2 separate regions of the Homo sapiens genome follow, and region 1 is linked to region 2. A link is a loop called in an ENCODE intact Hi-C map of the cell type or tissue named here. Cell type or tissue: heart left ventricle. All regions are shown on one strand. Each heading gives the region's core, and the rest is flanking DNA. Links, peaks and the distances in the headings are about the cores only. Region 1 overlaps DEPDC5 (DEP domain containing 5, GATOR1 subcomplex subunit). Region 2 overlaps YWHAH (tyrosine 3-monooxygenase/tryptophan 5-monooxygenase activation protein eta).

Region 1 (2,920 bases), core at 236-2,735, 100 kb before region 2:
CCCAGTGTGAAGGGTGAGATTCTCAGCCAACCCCAAGGCAGGAGGCAGGACAAAGAGACCCAAGACTTCCTCCTTGCCACGGATGACTGCTCCCGGGAGACGTGCTACATTTTCTGAATAGAGGTAGAGTAGAGGGAACCAGACATTTATATAACATTTGTATAACATTTGCTTGCACAGAATTTTTTATTTATGTGTTTTTCTTTTTCTTTCACTGCCCCAGATTCCATTTTATTATGCAAAACAACATACAGCAGACAACATACAGCAGCATGAAAGCGCTTACAGAATTTCACCTGTAGTCCCACCATCTTAACTGTGTATATTTCTTCCAGTTTTCTTCCCATCTTTATCTGTAGGCATATACATTTAGTCGGGCTCTTGTGAAAGACAGAAACCCTGGAATCTTAGCTTTGTGCTGATTAATAGCAGTGGGACCAGTCTGGGCAGCAGGTGCTGGCCAGTGGGCTTTTCTGTTCCTATTAGATGAGGATGACAGCCAAGTCAGGGCAGAGAGAGAGAGACCCCACCAAAGCAGATGGACATTCATGTTCTGTCCAAGGTGGCTCTAGTATGTGCGTCTTACTCAGGCCTTTCTGGGGAAAGCCTGCCAGCAATGAGCCACAGTGTGCCATCTGCCTGCAGAGGCACGTGAAGGGCGTCTGCGTGCTTTTACCCTTCCTGCTTCTGTGTAGGCTGTGTCTTCCTCCTGCCCACCCTTTAAGGCCCACCCGGTGCATATGTGTCACTACCTCCATGGAGGTGTGGCTAGTGACCCCCTCCTGGCTGAACATACCTGAGCATGCCCTCATGTATGTTCTCATGTATGTTCTCATGTATACACATATGCATTGTACCTGGTGGTTTTGTGGCAGTCCCCTCTTCCTGAGCCATTAGAAGAAGAGCTTCTAAGGGCAAGGACAGGGTCAGTCTTCTTCTCAGAATCCCTGACTCCTAGTCAGTGCATCAGCATATAGCAGGTGACTCAGTACATGTGGACTGTCGTGTGCATCAGATGACAAATCCAAGTGGTCACTGGGGATGCAAGAATCTCACAGCATGCATTTGTGGATGAGGCTTGGAGGAAAACACACTGCATTGTGATAGAAAGAGAGACTGTGGTGTCAGTGGACAAGGAAAATAATCTAGCACCTAGTTTTTTGTCCTGTGAATTACACCTTAGAGCATCCAAGTAATTGGTGTGGGGAAGTTTCTCTTTTTAAAATATCCCAGCTAATAAATACAGAAGGAATGATGGACTGTCACTGTGTATAGTCTCTGATGAATGAATGGATCTAGCAAAGATTATCAGTGGCAGCTCACATCATAAGAGAGAGGCAGCCATTCTGGGCCTCCAGGCAGAAGTGCACGGTACCACTTAGGAAGAATAGTGGCCCAAAATTTGACCAAAATCTGCCCAAATCCCTTGATGTAACTTCTGCTTCTCAGGAAGTACAGGGCACAGAAGAACATGTTATATAATAAAGGGATGTAATCAGCACATCCAGACTGTGTAAGTTTACAGGGCTAAAGAGCTACTTTCTTTAACAAATAAATTGCAAGGATAAGGAGAGATGAAGAGGAGCTTATACCTTAAAAAGGACTTAAGAGATATAATGTATGACAATGTAAGGACTTAATTGAGTCTTGCTGGTTTTTTTTTTTTTTTTCTTTTTTTAAGACAGAGTCTTGTTGTGTCGCCCAGGCTGCAGTGCTGTGGCACAATCTCGGCTCACTGCAACCTCTGCCTCCCAGGTTCAAGCGATTCTCCTGCCTCAGCCTCCAGAGTAGCTGGGACTACAGACGTGCGCCACCACGCCTGGCTAATTTTTGTATTTTTAGTAGAGACAGAGTTTCACCATGTTGGCCAGGATGGTCTCAATCTTCTGACCTCGTGATCCACCCACCTTGGCCTCCCAAAGTCCTGGGATAACAGGTGTGAGCCACTGTGCCCAGCTAAAAAAATTTTTTTGAGACAATTGAGGAAATATTTGACATTAGAAAAATTGTTATCTTTTAGAGATACTGAAATGTTTAAGGATGAAACAATGTGTGAGTTTTGCTTCAAAATATTTCTTTTTTTTTTTTTTGCGACGGAGTCTCGCTCTGTCGCCCAGGCTGGAGTGCAGTGGCGCGATATCGGCTCATTGCAAGTGCCGCTTCCCAGGTTCACGCCATTCTCCTGCCTCAGCCTCCCAAGTAGTTGGGACTACAGGCGCCCGCCACAACGCCCGGCTAATTTTTTTTGTATTTTTAGTAGAGACGGGGTTTCACTGTGTTAGCCAGGATGGTCTCGATCTCTTGACCTCGTGATCCGCCTGCCTCGGCCTCCCAAAGTGCTGGGATTACAGGCGTGAGCCACTGCGCCTGGCCAACTTCAAAATATTTCATGTGGGTAGGCAGGGTGTATGGATGAAACCGGAATGGCTCTAATGATATAATTTTGGTAAGGGATATGTAGGGGTTCATTATATTGTCCTCTTTACTTTTGTATATGTTTGTATTTTTTCAGAATGTAAAAAAAAAAATTTAAGGGAGAGTGCAACAGGTTACTATGGAAACATATTTTTGCATCCCTGGTATGTGATTACTTCTCATTGAGTAACAAAAGTGTCAGAATTTAAGATAAGAAAAGTGTTGCAAATTGGGTTCTCAGGGAAGCGGACTGAGATGGGGTGTAGCATATAGGATGCTTATTAAGGAGAGCCCTTGGGCACAACACCTGTGGGAGAGATGGGGAAGAAACCGGAGTGGGTGCCAAGAGAAGCTGGACTACAGCCCAGACCCAGTGACAGCCTCAGGAGATCCCACTGGAACAGCCCTCAGAGATGTGCTGAGTTGGGCCAACGCGCACACACACACACACACACACACACACACACACACTTCATTGCCTATGACACACACACACACACTTCAT
Region 2 (2,887 bases), core at 388-2,887:
GTAGATTCATGGTAGACTGGGGCAGATCACAGTGAGAGGTATGGAGACTACTAATGAATATGTGAGGATGAATAATGAGAACCCTGGCTTGACCAGAGTGGAGGCAGCACCCCTGGGGAATGGTCAGGATAGCTGTTAGCCAAAGACCACACTGAAGAAAGAAGTGGGTAGGCAAAGGAGAGACTTTGCCTGTGTTAAGGGTTTGTAGCAGAAGAGTAGGGGTCCTGGGGACAGGGAAATGGAGAAATTAAGAGTGAGCTGGTATTTTTATTTTGTCTGGGGCTTGGGGGTAGGGAGGACTCAGACAATTGCTTGTTTTACTTTGTGAGAACTTGGCACGTTTTCTGATTTTTACCTGTAATAATGATTACACTTGCTGCTTATGTCCTTGAACCACTAATTCCCCAAATAAACCATCATTGTTCATGATTTCTGATACTCCACTGCTCAGTCTTCTCAATCCATTTTAAGTGTGTCTATTTGAATATGCTATTGATAACTTTCCCCAATGAACTTGGCCTTTTCCCTCTGGAGGTTCTGTCCTTACAGATTGGTTTAAGTAATACCTTTTTTGTTTAGTGTTTTATGGTTTCCTAAGTGCTTTGCTTTCTTTTTTTTCATTATTGAAATTAAAGACCTTTTGGATAAGCAGAGACTGATTTAATAAAATTAAAGACCTTTACCAGTAGGTCATATTAAGGAATCCCTCTACTTTAGACGACACACCATCTTTTAAGGGCTTGTGAAATGTCCTGGGTCAATTTAGGAAGTCATTTTCTTTGCTTGGGCCCAGACCAACTCTGTTAGCAACTCTGTTAGGAACTCTTGTTAGGAAACTCTGTTAGTTTCCTAGGGGGTGCTGAACCTAGTACGACAAACTGGATAGTTTAAAATAATAAATGTATTCTCTCATAGTTCTGGACGCTAGAAGTTTGAAAGTGAGGTGTAGGCAGGCCACGCTCCCTCTGAAGGCTCTAGGGAAGAATCCTTCCTAGGCACTCTCCCAGCTTCTGGTGGCTTCTGGCAACCCTTGGTGTTCCTTGGCTTGTAGATGCGTCACTCCAGTCTTTGCCTCCACTGTCACATGGCATTCTTCCTGTGTGTGTGTCAAAATCTCACTATCCTTATAAGGACACCTGTAATTGCACTTAGGGCACACCCTAATGTCCAGTATGACTTCATCTTAACTAATTACATCTGCAAAGACCCTATTTCCAAATAAGCTCACATTCACAGGAACCTAGGGTCAGAACTTCAGCGTATCTTTTGGCGGGGGATACAGTTCAACCACTGCAAAGTCTAATAATGCTCTTCCTACTAACTGCATAGCTAGTTCACTTGTAGTTGGCATCATGGAGAACTAAGGGAAGTTAAAGCTTGTGAAATTTAACTCTTCCACTTAAAATAATTGATGCTTCCATCCTTGATGACCAGAGTTTCCTGTGAGGTAGGTCAGAGTACAACTTCCTGCTGAGTAGCTGTGCTTCCTTTCACTAGGAGCTGGGGGTACTTTCATGTCACTTATGAATTGTTCTTCATTTTGGTTTGGGAGAGGGCTGGGAGTATCAGTTAGGGTTCCATGTGTAGCCACACAGGGCGAAGCTCTGGCCACTGGATCTGTGTGATGTTCCATCTGATCTGTGAAGCCCCACCATCTGTTAATGTGTATTTGAGGAGTGGTTGGTTCTTTCCAGAGTATAAAGCTGGAAGCAGAGTCTGGAACACTTCCAGTCTGTTGTCTTTGAACATTTGACAAAGGGACCGTACGATCTTACTGTTCAGAGTATCTTTTTTTTTTTTTTTTTTTTCTTTTGAGACGGAGGCTTGCTCTGTCGCTAGCTAGGCTGGAGTGCAGTGGCACGATCTGGGCTCACTGCAACCTCCGGGTTCAAGAGTTTCTCTTGCCTCAGCCTCCCAAGTAGCTGGGACTACAAGCGCGTGCCACCACGCCCAGCTAATTTTTGTATTTTTAGTAGAGATGGGGTTTCACCATGTTGGCCAGAATGGTCTCGATCTCTTGACCTCATGATCTGCCCGCCCTTGGCCTCCTGAAGTGCTGGGATTACAGGCATAAGCCATCGCGCCCGGCCTGTTCAGAGTATCTTTTGCAGAATGGCTGAAGCTCGAGGTTTTCTTCTTCACCATTATGTACTGCTGCTGTACAACCTTTTCATAATTATCCTTAGTCCCATTCCTCTACCAAGGTGAAAGCAACATCTTATCAGACCCGAATTATGAATTTCTCAAGCCCCTATGATTTTCTGTTTTGGGTGCCAAGTATTTATCTCTTCTGTTAGACTATAGTCTTTCTTCACATAGGGTTCATGTCTATATTGGTTTTATCCATGGGTGGTTTTTATTCTCCAGAGTGACTGACCTGTTCGTAATTCCGTTCTTGAGAAGGATTGTTGATTATGTTGAAGGGAAGGCTTCTTACCAAGATTTTCAGATTTTGCTTTCAATGTTTATCTTTTTGGGGTTTTGCAGGTGACAGAGCTGAATGAACCTCTCTCCAATGAAGATCGAAATCTCCTCTCTGTGGCCTACAAGAATGTGGTTGGTGCCAGGCGATCTTCCTGGAGGGTCATTAGCAGCATTGAGCAGAAAACCATGGCTGATGGAAACGAAAAGAAATTGGAGAAAGTTAAAGCTTACCGGGAGAAGATTGAGAAGGAGCTGGAGACAGTTTGCAATGATGTCCTGTCTCTGCTTGACAAGTTCCTGATCAAGAACTGCAATGATTTCCAGTATGAGAGCAAGGTGTTTTACCTGAAAATGAAGGGTGATTACTACCGCTACTTAGCAGAGGTCGCTTCTGGGGAGAAGAAAAACAGTGTGGTCGAAGCTTCTGAAGCTGCCTACAAGGAAGCCTTTGAAATCAGCAAAG

The links. A loop is a pair of places that touch in the nucleus more often than their neighbours do. Peaks named below come from ENCODE experiments on the same cell type or tissue, not always from the same donor. Only the 100,000 strongest peaks of a DNase experiment are listed, where the experiment ranks them.
Region 1: it touches region 2 in a loop (2.0-fold over the local background); 7 of 110 quality-filtered maps call a loop at or near these places.

What each region holds. Positions count from the first base shown.
Region 1 is chr22:31,853,305-31,856,224 of GRCh38, forward strand. All of the region lies in intron 31 of DEPDC5 (DEP domain containing 5, GATOR1 subcomplex subunit), which reads left to right. Among named protein-coding and RNA genes, the nearest start is that of YWHAH, 90 kb to the right of the region's middle. In heart left ventricle, for the core only: no CTCF peak of the experiment used is centred there; no DNase peak of the experiment used is centred there.
Region 2 is chr22:31,953,652-31,956,538 of GRCh38, forward strand. YWHAH (tyrosine 3-monooxygenase/tryptophan 5-monooxygenase activation protein eta) reads left to right here. Exons shown (of 2, transcript NM_003405.4): 2 at 2,488-2,887. Among named protein-coding and RNA genes, the nearest start is that of YWHAH-AS1, 9.7 kb to the left of the region's middle. In heart left ventricle, for the core only: no CTCF peak of the experiment used is centred there; no DNase peak of the experiment used is centred there; H3K27ac peaks cover 1,943 bases.